2 separate regions of the Homo sapiens genome follow, and region 2 is linked to region 1. Evidence: read pairs that join two places in POLR2A ChIA-PET (ENCODE). Cell type or tissue: IMR-90. All regions are shown on one strand.

Region 1 (8,000 bases):
GATCCTAGATCGTGCCACTGCATTCCAGCCTGAGTGACAGAGCAAGATCCTGTCTCAAAAACAAAACAAAACAAAACAAAATTTCCGCCAGATATCCTAGGTCATCACTCTTAACTGCAGCCTTCCACAAATCCATAGGGCATGGACACAACACAGCCAAGTTTTTTTTTCTAAAGCATAACATGGAACCCTTTGCTCTAGTTCCCAGTAAGTTTCTCATTTCCTTCTGAGACCTGCTCAGCCTTGCCTTTACTATCTATATTTCTATCAGCATTTTGGTCAAAACCACTTAACTAATCTCTAAGAAGTTCCAAACTTTCCCTCATCTGCCTGTCTTCTTCTGAGCCCTCCAGGTTCTTCCAACCTCTGTCCAATGCCCTGTTCCAAAGTTGCTTCCACATTTTCAGTTGTCTTTACAGCAACATTTCACTACTTGGTACCAGTATTCTGACTTTGTCCATTTTGCATTGCTTTAAACGAATACCGGAGGATGGGTCATTTACAAAGAAAGGGGTTTATTTGGCTCACAGTTCTGCAAGCCTGTACAAGAAGCATGGTGCCAGGATTTGCTTTTGGTGAAGGCAAGGAAGCTTCCATTCATGGCAGAAAGTGAAGGGGAGCCTCCATGTGCAGAGATCACATGGCGAGAGAGGAAGAGCGTGAGAGGAGGGGAAGGTACCATGGTCTTTTTAACAGAGGTACAGGCTTTTGAGGGAACTAACAGATTGAGAACTCGCTCACTCCCACCCCTGCCAGGGAGGTCATTAATCTATTCATGAGGGATCCACCCACATAACACACACATCTCACTAGGCCCCACCTCCAACATTGGGATCAAATTTCAACATGAAGTTTGGGAGGGCGAACATCCAAAGTACAGCACCTTGTTTCTTGTTGTTTTCTAATATTTGTTCTTTATCCCAGGAAATGGGGGGTAGGAAGGTGAGTTCTTGGTGTACTCTAAGCAGTCATGCTCAGCCTGTACTATCAAATTTTATTCCATTTATTCTTCTGTTGAGGCTTGCATGACTTCCCTAAGGTACAATGGCAGAGATAGCCACATGGGTAGTAAAATCAGGGGCAGACAGACCAGCTTTCTGCCAGGAATTTACCTCAGGGAAATTCCTCATCTTTGACTTTCCTCGTTCTGACTTTTTTTTCTTTTAATTCCACCTCCTCTCCAAACCTGGCACTATTCCTTTCCGATCTTTATCCTTGTCCTTACTGTTTTGAAGTTGGCTCTTATGCCTGTTTGTCTTTGCAATCTGTCTCTGCGTCGCGTGTTGGTAGTCATTTATTTTTGTCCCTAGTCATGATTCCCAGAACCTTGCTGTGGTCATTTTGATGCCCCACCCTTTGACTATTACAAACCAGGAGAGCTCATGCAAGTGGCCACATGCTGTAGTGGTTAAGAGCACAGGCCCCGTAGCTGAACTTGAAACTCAGCATGACAACATGCTGGCTGTGTGACTAAGGCAAATTAAATGACCACTCTGTGTCCTTATTTTCTTATACATAAAATGGAGCTACAATAGTACCTCCTCATAGGGATGTTGTGAAGCTTCAGTGAGTTAATACAGATATAATGATTAGTTATCTGCCTCCATTAAATCCAATCATCAATACTACCCAGCTTTATTAAAACTTCTGACTTTTGTTTTGGATGTGGCCAGGTCCTGAACTGAATTGTTTTTTCCAGGTCAAATTTAAATCTACCCTCCTTTCCTTTTTCTCAATGCCAAATTGTTCTTCAGTTTCCATCTCTAGCCCCATAATCTTTGATTTCTCTTGCCCACATGGATGGTTACCTTTTCTGAAATGTCATAGCTCTTACAGTGCTAGCCACCTATTTTGATGCCAAATCTTTACACCAACCAGTGTTATCACTTAATCAATTCTTACATCTATGTCTTAACTTCTCCAACCAAACTTAAGACTTGTTGGTGCCAAGAATCAAATCTCATACTTTTGAGTTATTCAAACCATACAGAACAGTAGATACTGAATAAGTATTTGTCTGAATGAATTGTTTGAATAACTTAAAGAGCCTAGAAGCGGCTGGGTGCGATGGCTCATGCCTATAATCCGAGCACTTTGGGAGGCTGAGGCGGGCCGATCACCTGAGGTCAGGAGTTCGAGACCAGCCTGACAAATATGATGAAACCCCGTCTGTACTAAAAATACAAAAATTAGCCGGGCATGGTGGCATGCACCTGTAATCCCAGCTACTCAGGAGGCTGAGACAGGAGAATCTCTTGAACCCAGGAGGTGGAGGTTGCAGTGAGCCAAGATCACACCATTGCACTCCAGCCTGGGCAATAAAAGCAAAACTCCATCTCAAAAAAAAAAAAAGAGCCTAGAAGCTTTCCAGGGTGGTCTTGGGGGTATTGGCTTTAGAAGAGGAAGCTTGATAGATGAAAATTTCCAGATCAACGGCATTTTATGTACTTCTCAGAAACAAGGTATGACTAGACTGAAAGATCTGAAGTCAGGAAGAAACTTCTTGGTATCAGTCTGTGCCCTTAGGAAGAAGTGAGGTCATAAGCTCTATTAGCACACATAGCTGAAAAACTGAAAGAGGATGTAAGAGAAAGGATTGTTAAAAAACAAAAACAAAAAAACACAAAAAACCAAAAATAAAAAATCTGGGTGAGGTATTTGCAATACTAGAGCCAAAGAATTTGACCTAAGAGGCCGGGCGTGGTGGTTCACATCTGTAATCCCAGTACTTTGGGAGGCCGAGGTGGGTGGATCACTTGAGGCCAGAAGTTTGAAACTAACCTGGCCAACTTGTTGAAACCCCATGTCTACTAAATACACACAAAAAAGGGCCCGGCGCGGTGGCTCGTGCCTGTAATTCCAGTACTTTGGGAGGCTGAGGTGGGAGGATCACCTGAGGTCAGGAGATGGAGACCATCCTGGCTAACATGGTGAAACCCCGTCTCTGCTAAAAATACACAAATTAGCCGGGTGTGGTGGCATGTGCCTGAAGTCCCAGCTACTTGGAGGGTGAGGCAGGAGAATCACTTCAACCTAGGAGGTGGAGGTTGCAGTGAGCTGAGGTAGCGCCACTGCACTCCAGCCTGGGCGACAGAGCAAGACTCTGTCTCAAAATAAACAATTAACTGGGTGTGGTGGCACACACCTGTAATCTCAGCTGCTCCTGAGCCTGAGGTGGGAGAATCACTTGAACCCGGGAGGCAGAGGTTGCAGTGAGCTGACATTGTGCCACTGCGCTCCAGCCTAGGGGGGAGAAAAAGAAAAAAAAGAATTCTGATCCAGGCACTGACTCATTGAGCAAGTCATCTTTACTGTTCAGGCCTCAGCTTTCTTCCTTTGTTTTTTTTTGAGACAGAGTCTCATTCTATTGCCCAGGCTGGAGTGCAATGGCATGATTTCAGCTCACTGCAACCTCTGCCGCCCGGGTTCAAGCAATTCTTCTGCCTCAGCCTCCCGAGTAGGTGGGATTACAGGTGCCTGCCACCGCGCCCAGCTAATTTTTGTACTTTTAGTAGAGATGGGGGTTTCACTATCTTGGCCAGGCTGGTCTCGAACTCCTGACCTCATGATCCACCCACCTTGGCCTCCCAAAGTGCTGGGATTACAGATATGAGCCACCGCACCCAGCTAGGCCTCAGTTTTCTAATGTGTAAAATGAAAATATGCACTAGACCTTCACTTGTTTTTTTCTATGTGATAATTTTTTTTAAAAAAAGAAGGTGTCATGTTACATTTTATCTTTATGTTTACATTTCATCTTGTAAGGTTGCCTTTGAGCCTTGACACAGTGATTTTTCTCATTCAACTAGTTTCTCTCCCATCTCAACTAGTGACCTCACCATCCACTAATTGTTTAAGCCAGAAATTGGGAACTTTTCCTTGGTTCCTCTTCCTTGTTTACTTCTTCCATCTACCCCATGAGCAAATCCTATCTGTTCTTCCTTAAATTTAGTTCCCAGATCTATCTCCTGCATCTCAGGTCTATGTACTTCTTCCCATCTCCCCTGCTACTAGTCTGTCCAGAGCTACAACCACTTCCCTTATAGATTATTGGAATAACCTTCTTATTGGTCTTCATATTTTCACTCTGACTCCCCTCTGATCAATTTTCTGCAATGCAGCCAGAATTATCTTTTAAAAATGTAAGTTTGAGCCAGGCACAGTGGCTCACGCCTGTAATCCCAGCACTTTGGGAGGCCAAGGTGGGAGGATCACCTGAGGTCAGGAGTTTGAGATCAGCCTGGCCAACATGGTGAAACTCTGTCTCTACTAAAAATACAAAAATTAGCTGGGCATGGTGGTGGGTGCCTGTAATCCCAGCTACTTGGGAGGCTGAGGCAGAACTGCTTGAACCTGGGAGGCCATATATATATAAAGTTTGATCACACCACTGTCCTGCTTAATCTTTTTTTATTTTTTAACTTTTAAATTTTTTAAGAGAAGGGTCTCTCTGTGTTGCCCAGACTGGTCTCTAATTCGTGGGCTCAAGAGATCCTCTCATCTTAGCCTCCCAAGTAGCTGGGAATACAGGCATGTGCCACCACACCCAGTGACTTTCCTTCCTAAAATGCTTCAATAGTTTCTTTTTCTTTTTCTTTCTTTCTTTTTTTTTTTTTTTTTGAGATGGAGTCTCGTTCTTTCACCCAGGCTGGAGTGCAGTGGCGTGATCTTGGCTCACTGCAACCTCTGCCTCCCGGGTTAAAGTGATTCTTCTGCCTCAGTCTTCCAAGTAGCTGGGACTACAGCATGTGCCACCACACCTCAATAATTTTTTGTATTTTTAGTAGAAATGGGTTTCACCATGTTGGTCAGGCTGGTCTCGAACAGCTGAGCTTGTGATCCACCCGCCTCGGCCTCCCAAAGTGCTGGGATTACAGGTGTGAGCCACTGCACCCAGCCACTTCAATAGTTTCTTTTTGTGCTTAACATAAAGTTTAAATTCATGTCCAGAGCCTATAAGGTGTCATATGACCAGGCCCCTCAAGGTATATCCACTTCACTCAAGCCATGTTTGTCTCATCTTAATTCTTCAAACACCCCACATTCTTTCCTAACTCAAGGTCTTTGAGCTTGCTGCTTCTTCCAGGTGGACTGATCTTAGCCCTTCCCTTTGTTGTTGATTTTTTAACTTTTTTTTTTTTTTTTTTGTGAGAAAGTCTTGCTCTTGTTTTCCAGGCTGGAGTGCAGTGGTGCAATCTCGGCTCACTGCAACCTCCACCTCCTGGGTTCAAGTGAGTCTCCTGACTCAGCGTCCTGAGTAACTGGGATTACAGGCACCTGCCACCACACCCGGCTAATTTTTGTATTTTTAGTAGAAATGGGGTTTTGCCGTGTTGGCCAGGCTGATCTTGAACTCCTGACCTCAGGTGATCCTCCCACCTCGGCCTCCCAAAGTGCTGGGATTACAGGCATGAGCCAGCGCTCCCAGCCTTTTTACCTTTTTTTTTTTTAATTTCAATAGGTTTTTGGGGAACAGGTAGTTTTTGGTTACGTGAAAAGTTCTTTAGTTGTGATTTCTGAGATTTTAGCACACCCATCACCTGAGCAGCGTACACTCTACCCAATGTGTAGCTTTTTATCCTTCACCCCCCCAAGTCTTTCCCTGAGTTCCCAAAGTTCATTGTATCATTCTTATGCCTTTGCATTCTCGTAGCTTAGCTCCCACTTACGAGTGAGAACATACAATATTTGGTTTTCCATTCCTGAGTCTCCAATTCCACCCAGGTTGCTGTGAATGCCATTAATATGTTCCTTTTTATGGCTGAGTAGTATTTCATGATATATATATACACACACACACACACACACACACATATATACACACACACATTTATATGTGTATATATACACATATATATATATGTCACATTTCTTTATCCACTCATTGATTGATGGGCATTTGTAGCCCTGCCCTTTGAATGGCTGACTTCTTCTTATGCTTCAGAATTAATACTTTGTAATTACATTAATATGTTTTTTTTAAAAAAAAACCTTTTACATATATATTGGTCTGTCACAATAATGTATAACAATATTATAGTTTCTGTTTTAATGACTTAACTTTGGCAAACTGGTCAATGATTTCATTAAAACTGATCTTTTTAAAAATAATCAGCTTCAATAGACAGTTTAACCAGATTTGTCAACTTTTTGTTTTTGGCACAGTCTCACTCTGTTGCCCAGGATGGAGTGCAGTGGTGCCATCTTGGCTCACTGCAACCTCTGCCTCCTGGGTTCAAGTGATTCTCATGCCTCAGCCTCCCGAGTAGCTGGGATTAGAGGCACCTGCCACCATGCCCAGCTAAGTTTTGAATTTTTAGTAGAGATAGGGTTTCACCATGTTCGCCAGGCTGGTCTCGAATGCCTGACCTCAAGTGATCTGGCTCCCTCGAACTCCCAGAGTGCTGGGATTACAGGCGTGAGCCACCACACCCGGTCTCCATAAAAAAATCTTAAACAAAAGGATATGGTTGGTGAAATACAAATCCTATTGCGCAGTAATTTTCACAAATTTTAAAATTGACAATACCTTCGCTTCTTTCAGATCAATTATAGTGGCTTTCAAATGTCATCGCTCAAAAAAGTTCAAATGTCATCGCTCAAAAAAAAAACAAACCTTCACTAGAAAATTAATCATAAATTGATGGTACAGACTGGGTGCAGTGGCTCACAACTGTAATCCCACCACTTTGGGAGGCCGAGGTGGATGGATCACCTGAGGTCAGGAGTTCAAGACCAGCATGGCCAACATGGTGACACCCCAGCTCTACTAAAAAAAAAAAAAAATGAAAAAATTAGCCCGGCGTGGTGGTGCATGTCTGTAATCCCAGCTACTTGAGAGGCTGAGACAGGAGAATCGCTTGAATGCAGAAGGCGGAGGTTGCAGTGAGTCGAGATCATAACACTGTAATCCAGCCTGGGCAACAGAGGGAGACTCCTCAAAAAATATAAAAATAAATAAATTGATGTTACATTTGGAAAAACTGCTGAAATTTTCTTCTTCTGCAAAAAGTTAGAAAAAACCACTGAATGATTGAAAACATTGACATTATTTAATTCTTTGCTTTAGAGCAAGTACTCAGTTCTTGATTGAAGTGATTGAGGGATTCAAACATTGTCCTTTTGTTTTCTTCCGGTAACGTCAGACCAGCATATTTTGTTATTGCTGCTGGCTGTTTTCTTCAAAATTTGCTTTGAAAAAGATGTAAATGGCCATTTCCTTATACTTGTGATTAAATATTTGTTGGCCTTTCCACCAGTTCTCTGCACTGATCTTCAAGAAAAAATTTTAAAACCTGCACACAAAATTTTAAAGACTGAACACAGAATTTTAAAGCATGCACATTTTTCAAAGCTGTTTCTATCTCTTTGGAAGTTTGTGTCTGATTAAGTTCATCTAAGACTTCACTCCAGGAAAAAAGTTAACCCAGAAAAGATAAATAGCCTCAGCAGAGAGAAAAATCTACTGATTTTCTTGTGTCTACATTTTGTTTTAGATAGCATAATACTTCAAAAGTTGGTACTCATTTCTTAAACTTTACTGTGTGCATAGCTTCAAAATGAATACTTTGTTGTGTGTGGGAAAGCCTTTTCATTGTTATACTTACAATCTTCAGCATGGTCCATCCGTGAATCTTTTTTAAAATTGATAAAAAGGCCAGGCGCGATGGCTCATGCCCGTAATCCCAGCACCTTGGGAGGCCAAGGCAAGTGGATCACCTGAGGTCAGGAGTTTGAGACCAGCCTGGCCAACATGGTGAAACCTCGTCTCTACTGAAAATACAAAAATCAGCTGGGTGCGTTGGCGTGCGCCTGTAATCCCAGCTACTCAGGAGGATGAGGCAGGAGAGTGGTTTAAACCTGGGAGGCGGAGGTTGCAGTGAGCCGAGATTGTGTCACTGCACTCCAGCCTGGGCAACAGAGCGAGACTCCTTCTCAAAAAAAAAAAAAAAAATGGTTAAAAAGATGAAATAAAAATTTTCCAAGTTCCCCTCAACCCC
Region 2 (8,000 bases), 170 kb before region 1:
GTACCTATTAGAATGGCCAAAATCCAGAAAACAAACAACACCAAATGCTGGTGAGGATGCAAAGCAACAGAAACTCTTATTCGTTGTTGTTGGGACTACAAAATGGTAGTCACTTCGGAAGGCAGTTTGATGATTTTTTATGAAGTTAAACATACTCTTACCATATGATCCAGCAGTCACACTCCTTGGTATTTACTCAAAGGAGTTGAAGACATGTCCACAAAAAAACCTGCACACAGATATTCATAGCAGCTTTATTCGTAATTGCCAAAACTTGAAAGCAACCAAGATACCCTTCAGTAGGTGAATGGAGAAATAAACTGTGGTACATCCAGATAATAGAATATTATTCAGTGCTAAAATAAACGTGTTATTAAGCCATGAAAAGACATGGAAAACTTGAATGGATATTACTAAGTGAAAGAAGCCAGTCTGAGGTCCGGGCGCGGTGGCTCACGCCTGTAATCCCAGCACTTTGGGAGGCCGAGGTGGGCAGATCACGAGGTCAAGAGATTGAGACCGTCCTGGGCAACATGGTGAAACGTCATCTCTACTAAAAATACAAAAATTAGCTGGACGTGGTTGGCGCACGCCTGTAGTCCCAGCTACTCGGGAGGTTGAGGCAGTAGAATCGCTTGAACCGGGGAGGCAGAGGTTGCAGTGAGCCGAGATCACACCACCGCACTCCAACCTGGCAACAGAGTGAGACTCTGTCTCAAACAAAAAAGAAGCCAGTCTGAAAAGTACGTACTGTTAATTTCAACTATATGACATCCTGAAAAAGGCAAAACTATGGGAACAGTAAAAAGATCAAGTGGTTGCCAGGGGATAGAGGGGAAAGAGGGAGGAATATGCAGAACACAGAGGATTTTTATAATAGAGAAACTACTCTGTGTGATACTATAATGGTGGCTACACGTCATGATCAATTTATCCAAACCCACAGAACCTACAACACCAAGAGTGAACCCTACTTTAAACCAAGGACTTCGAATGATAATAATGGGTCAATGTAGGTTCATCAGTTGTAACAAACATACCACTCTATGGGATGTTGATAATGGGGAAGGCCATGCATGTGTGGAGGCAGGTGTATATGGGAAATCTCTGTACCTTTCTCTCAATTTTGCTGTGAACCTAAAATAGCTCTTAAAAATAAAGTCTATTATTAAAAATAAAGAAATAAGTGGGATCCCTCAAATTCAGACAAGCTTTGATTGTCACCCCAAAAATTAAAAAACAATTAGGTCTGTTAAGTGCTTGGATAATATAAAATTGAAAAAATAAGAGATTGTTAGGTTTTTGTGTTTTTTTTTGTTTTTTTTCCAGACAGAGTCTCACTTTGTCACCCAGGCTGGAATGCAGTGGCGAGATTTTTTTTTTTTTTTTCCAGACAGAGTCTCACTTTGTCACCCAGGTTGGAATGCAGTGGTGAGATCTCGGCTCACCACAACCTCTGCCTCCCGGCTTCAAGTGAGTCTCCTGCCTCAGCCTCCCGAGTAGCTGGGATTACAGGTGTGCACCACCACACCCAGCTAATTTTTGTATTTTTAGTAGAGACAGGGTTTCACTATGTTGGCCAGGCTGATCTCGAACTCCTGACCTCATGATCCGCCTGCCTCGGCCTCACAAAGTGCTGGGATTACAGGCGTGAGCCATCACGCCTGGCCTGTTAGGTCTTAGTAATACTATCGCTGAACTGTGTCTAAGGCTAAGCCTAAATTGTTGGGATTTCCTGAAGCTTTTGATGCTGGAGAGAATGCTTCCTTGAACTTCCTAATTATATAGCAGAAGGTGATGTCTTTGAAGCCTTCACGAAGGCAATTGAGGGAGTCCAGCGAACTAAAGAGTAGAGTTCAATGGGCATCACAGATTTCAGATTCGAGAATATTAGTCTTAGGTTATGGGATAGATTGCAGCTGTAGACTATTGAGGTACTTGATAATGGCACAGAGGAACTTCAGAATAACTTCAGTATCTGTCATTATCATCGTATTTGAAGAAAACTGATCTTTTTGGGGAAACAAATTCCCTGAAATCCAATGCTCTCTTGTACTTTTTATTGGATATAGAAGGATGGTCCATATCAGTCTCCTCCAGCTTTCCCAAAGATCAGAGAAGCAGAGAAGATTTCTTTGTTGCTTTCTGTGGAGACCTGAAGACCACCCTGTGCAGTGGGTCTGATAGAAGGAGGCACTGACACCCCAGGTGCACTTGCAGCTTCTCTTCTAGTCCAGTTCCTTCCTTTCAGGAAGACTTCTCTTTCTCCATCCTTTTCTGGCTAAGAGGTTTAGAAGCTAAGAGATTGAGCAGCCTTCAGGATGAAAGAATGAAATAAAGGATTCCTCCATGTTGGTCAGGCTGGTCTCAAACCCCATCTCTACTAAAAATACAAAATTAGCTGGGCATGGTGGCTCATGCCTGTAAGCCCAGCTACTCGGGAGACTGAGGCAGGAGAATCACTTGAACCCGGGAGGCAGAGGTTGCAGTGAGCCGAGATTGCACCATTGCACTCCAGCCTGGGCAACAAGAGCAAAACTCCTCAAAAAAATAAATAAATACATACATAAATAAATAAAGGATTCCTGCAATAGGAGTTAGATGCAACTGGATGACTTCTAAAGTCCCTGGCAATTATAAGACTGTGATTTCTGGCCAGGCACAGTGGCTCACACCTGTTATCCCAGTACTTTGGGAGGCTAAGGCAGGCGGATCACGAGGTCGGGAGTTCAAGACCACCCTAGCCAACATGGTGAAACCATGTGTCTACTAATGATACAAAAAATTAGCCGAGCATGGTGGCATGAGCCTGTAATCCCAGCTACTCGGGAGGCTGAGGCAGAAGAATCGCTTGAATCTGGGAGGCGGAGGTTGCAGTGAGCTGAGATTGCACCATTGCATTCCAGCCTAGGCGACAGGGCGAGACTCCATCTCAAAAAAAAAAAAGACTGTGATTTCTTTGAGTGCTTATTTAAATAGGTAAATTTATGGTTAATTTAATGTTTTTAAAAAAATTTCATTCGTTTGTAGTCACTTGACCTTATAGTTAAGATAGAATATTTAAAGATGTTAAAAAGACAGAATTTTACAGTAAATTAATTTTTTTTTTTTTGAGACGGAGTCTCGCTCTGTCGCCAGGCTGGAGTGCAGTGGCTTGATCTTAGCTCACTGCAACCTCTGCCTCCCAGGTTCAATCGATTCTCAATCTCTTGACCTTGTGATCTGCCCGCCTTGGCCTCCTAAAGTGCTGAGATTACAGGCGTGAGCCACCGTCTCCATCCAGTAAATCAATTTTGAAAATAAAAACCAATACAGCAACATGACTACATAAAGATTAAAGGAACTATATGTGTTACGAGCAAATAATGTTTAGTATTTATTTTGTGCTTACTTTGTGCTTTTATATGCCTTATCTCTAATTCTTACAATAATTCTTTGAAGCAGTGATGATCATCCTCTTTTGCAGAGGCAGAGCTGAGGCACAAGGAGATAAGTAACATGTTTAAAATTGTATAGTTGCTATCTGAGAATGAAGTCAAACCCAGGTCAGTCTGACTTCCAAAGTCGAATTCTTTCCAATATAGTAAGTGCCTTTCCTAAACCATTGACAGTTGCAGAATTTTCGACTTGCAGTGAATACTAGAGGGTCCTCTCCAGTACCCCACCCAGCATAGAAGTCTTCTAAACAACATCTCCAGACCGGGTGTGGTGGCTCACGCCTGTAATCCCAAAGCTTTGGGAGACCGAGGCGGGCAGATCGCCTGAGGTAGGAAGTTCAAGACCAGCCTGACCAACATGGAGAAACCCTGTCTCTACTAAAAATACAAAATTAGCCAGCCAGGCGTGGTGGCACATGCCTGTAATCCCAGCTACTCGAGAGGCTAAGGCAGAAGAATTGCGTGAACCCGGGAGGTGAGCCGAGATCATGCCATTGCACTCCAGCCTGGGCAACAAGAGTGAAACTCCATCTAAAAACAACAACAACAACAAAACATCTCCAGCATTCAGATTCTGTGCTGGTACCGCTAATACTGTGAAAGGATTTGCTCACAAGGCAATCTATTCCAACTTCCCCAGAATCCTGAGATAAGATTTAATCAGGCTGGGCGCGGTGGCTCACGCCTGTAATCCCAGCACTTTGGGAGGCCGAGGCAGGCGGATCATGAGGTCAGGAGATCAAGACCATCCTGGCTAACATGGTGAACCCCCCCCGTCTCTACTAAAAATACAAAAAATTAGCCGGGCGTGGTGGCGGGCGCCTGCAGTCCCAGCTACTCGGGAGGATGAGGCAGGAGAATGGCATGAACTCGGAGGCGGAGCTTGCAGTGAGCAGAGATCGAGCCACTGCACTCCAGCCTGGGCGACAGAGCGAGACTCCCTCTCAAAAAAAAAAAAAAAAAAAAAAGGAACTTTAGTGTTCCATTTAAATATATTCCACCACTATTAAGATACCATTGGGGCCAGTCATGCTGTCACCTGTAATCCCAGCACTTTGGGAGGCCGAGGTGGGCAGATCACCTGAAGTCAGGAGTTTGAGACCAGCCTGGCCAACATGGTGACACCCCATCTCTACTAAAAATACAAAAATTAGCCTGGCATGGTGGCAGGTGCCTGAAATCCCAGCTACTCAGGAGGCTGAGGCACGAGAATCTCTTGAACCGGGGATGGGGAGGTTGCAGTGAGCCAAGATCGTGACACTGCATTCCAGCCTGGGAGACAAAGTGAGACTCTGTCTTAAAAAAAAACAAAAAAACAAACAAAAAAACAAAAAAAAACATTGCCAAAAAACAGCTAACAAATTTTATTATAAAAAGACTTACTGAGAGATCATGCTCAACAGTGTGGCTATTTCTTTTCTTTTTTTTTTTTGAGATGGAGTCTCGCTCTGTCACCAGGCTGGAGTGCAGTGACACGACTTCGGCTCACTGCAACCTCTGCCTCCCGGGTTCAAGCAATTCTCATGCTTCAGCCTCCCGAGAAGCTGGGATTACAGGCACGTGCCACCACACCCAGCTAATTTTTGTATTTTTAGTAGAGGCAAGGGTTTCACCATGTTGGCCAGGCTGGTCTCCATCTCCTGACCTTGTGATCTGCTTGCCTCAACCTCCCAAAGTGCTGGGATTACAGTCATGAGCCACCACGCCTGGCCCAGTGTGGCTGTTTCTTTCAGTTTGTACTTGGGTATAATTTTGTGGACACTTTACTGTGGTCAATCCTTGTTATCAGTTAGTGAATTATTTGCCCTATACCTCATCTACAGCAATCCGGATACTTTGGCACTTGCAGCAAACTGTTTTTCCTCCTTTTTTTTAGAAGGATGTTAGGTGTGAGGGAGAAGGAAGAGGAACAAAATAACGACAGAAGAATTGAGTAGAATTCTTTCCTCCAGCTGTTTTTTTTGTGTTTTTTTTTTTTAAATTACAAAGTATTAATAATTTATGAACAAACTCTTTGTAAAAATTTTAAGCAACAAATAATTTTTTTTTGAGACGGGGAGTCATCCTTGTGATTTGTTTAAATACATAAGGTTTTGCTATATGTGTTGTTTTGCAACATGCGCCTTGGGGATCTTTCCATGTAAATTATTTACCTTATTCATTTTAACAAATTGCAGAGTATGAGTGGAATGTAATTATTTTAATCACTATCCTACTGATGGATATTCAGGTTGTTTGCATTTCTTAGCTATGATAAACAATGTTGATAAGAGCATAAGAATGCATTAATATTAATTATTTTCATTTTAAAGATACCATTGGGGCATGGTGCTGGTGGCTCACATCTGTAATCCCAGCACTTTTTTGTTTTTTGTTTTTTTTGAGATGGGGTCTTGCTCTGTTGCTGAGGCTGGAGTACAGTGGCACCATCTTGGCTCACTGCAACCTCTGCCTCCTGGTTCAAGCGAATCTCCTGCCTCACCAGCTAATTTTTGTGTTTTTAATAGAAATGGGGTTTTGCCATGTTGGCCAGGCTGGTCTCGAACTCATGACCTCAGATGATCTGCCCGCCTTGGCTTCCCAAAGTGCTGGAATTATAGGCATGAGCCACCATGCCCAGACTCAAAAATATACATTTTTTACCTGGGCTTTGCTTGTGCTCAAATTTTAGTCCTTGTGGGTAGAAATAATTTTTAAGATGGAAAATAAATCTTACTAACTTAACTGACTGTAAGTTTTTAGTATTTTCTTTCTCTCCCTCCCTCTCTCTTCTTCCTTCCTTCCTTCTTTCTCTCTCTCTCTCCCCTTTTTCCTTCCTTCCTTCCTTTCTTTTTCTTTCTTTCATTCTTTCTTTCCTTTTTTTCTTTCTTTCTTTTTCTCTCTCTTTCTCTCCCTTCCTTTCCCCTTCCTTCCTTCTTTCCTTCCTTCCTTCTTTCTCTCTCTCTCCCTTTCTTTCTTTCTTCTTTCTCTCTCTGTCTTTCCTTTCTTTCTCTCTCTGTCTTTCCTTTCTTTCTCTCTTTCCCTTATTCTCCCTCTCCTTTCTTTTTCCCTCTTTCTCTTTCTTAACCTTTGAAAATACAATACATACAGGACATTTAAGATTCACTAGAAAAGAATCAGCAGCAGAGGAGGAGAAATCCTGCGTCATTTCTCCCCTATCCATAGCTAGTTATTTTAATAACAATAGGTGGCCAGGCATGGTGGCTCATGCCTATAATCCCAGCACTTTGGGAGGCTGAGATGGGTGGATCACTTGAGGTGAGGAGTTCAACAACAGCCTGGCCAACATGGTGAAACCCCGTCTCTACTAAAAATACAAAAAAACTAGCTGGGCGTAGTGGAGGGCACCTGTAGTCCCTGCTACTCAGGAGGCTGAGGCCCGAGAATCACTTGAACCCAGGAGGTGGAGGGTGCAGTGAGCCGAGATCGCATCACTGCACTCCAGCCTGGGTAACAGAGCGAGACTTCGTCTCAAAAATAAATAAATAGATAAATAAAATAAGATAGGTAACATTTGCTAAGCACTGATTATATGACAGTCTTTGTTGTCACCATTATATATATTAATATAAACTCAATTCTCATAAGATAATTAGGATGTAGTCACAACTATTATCACCATTTTGCTAATTTGGAAATTGTCAGTGGAAAAGTGAGAGAACCTCCACATGGTGTACCTCAAAGGCCTGGACCTTGAGGCCTTATTCATCGTGTGGTAAAAAGAAACAGAGCAGCTCTATCAAGGCACAGTGTCAGCGTATCTCAATCAGGAACTGTTCCACTCTTAATGAGGGTCCAAGTTAGGGTGATCAGCTCCTCTGTTTTGCCTGGTACTTTCCCAGTTTTAGCAGTGAAAGTTCTATGTCACAGTCAACCTCTCAGTCCCAGGCAAACCAAAATGGTTGGTCATCCCAGTCCAAGTAGTGTTTGTTTTGAGGGAAGGTGGGTTGGAATGTATCTGGAGCAGGTGGGTGGTATCCCTATTTAATAGTCAGTAAAGAGAGTTGACAGGACCCTCATTCACTAAAGTGAGTATCTTTTTGGCCAGGCGCAGTGGCTCATGCCTCTAATCCCAGCATTTTGGGAGGCCAAGGCAGGCAGATCACCTGAGGTCAGGAGTTCGAGAGCAGCCTGGCTAACATAATGAAACCCCGTCTCTACTAGAAATATAAAATTAGCCATGTGGTGGTACATGCCTGTAGTTCCAGCTACAGGGAAAGGGAGGCTGAGACAGGAGAATCGCTTGAACCCGGGAGGCGGAGGCTGCAGCGAGCTGAGATGGCACTACTGCACTCCAGCCTGAGCATAAAAAAAAAAAAAAAATTAAGTGAATATCTTTTGATAAATCCACCATATAAATAGTAAGCCAAGACTGTAGACTTCCCTTCACAAGGTCACTAGAATACTTACTCCCTGTGAGACAGGAAAAGATTAAAAGGAGATGAAGCCTACACCTAGGTTGCAATCTAACATATCAGAGGTGCTGTTATGCTAAGGGGTGCTAAGTGTGAAGAGAGACGTAATCTCACAAATTTTCTTTTTTTTTTTTTTTTTTTGGTTATC

The links. ChIA-PET counts read pairs that join two places held together with the same protein. Peaks named below come from ENCODE experiments on the same cell type or tissue, not always from the same donor. Only the 100,000 strongest peaks of a DNase experiment are listed, where the experiment ranks them.
Region 2: POLR2A ChIA-PET joins it to region 1 with 6 read pairs; 18 of 35 experiments call an interaction of 5 or more read pairs at or near these places.

What each region holds. Positions count from the first base shown.
Region 1 is chr9:72,539,350-72,547,349 of GRCh38, forward strand. The region is part of intron 1 of TMC1 (transmembrane channel like 1); the gene reads left to right. Among named protein-coding and RNA genes, the nearest start is that of TMC1, 22 kb to the left of the region's middle. In IMR-90, no CTCF peak of the experiment used is centred here; a DNase peak (open chromatin) is centred at 3,302; H3K27ac peaks cover 189 bases.
Region 2 is chr9:72,373,737-72,381,736 of GRCh38, forward strand. No RefSeq gene overlaps it. Among named protein-coding and RNA genes, the nearest start is that of ZFAND5, 13 kb to the left of the region's middle. In IMR-90, no CTCF peak of the experiment used is centred here; no DNase peak of the experiment used is centred here; H3K27ac peaks cover 830 bases.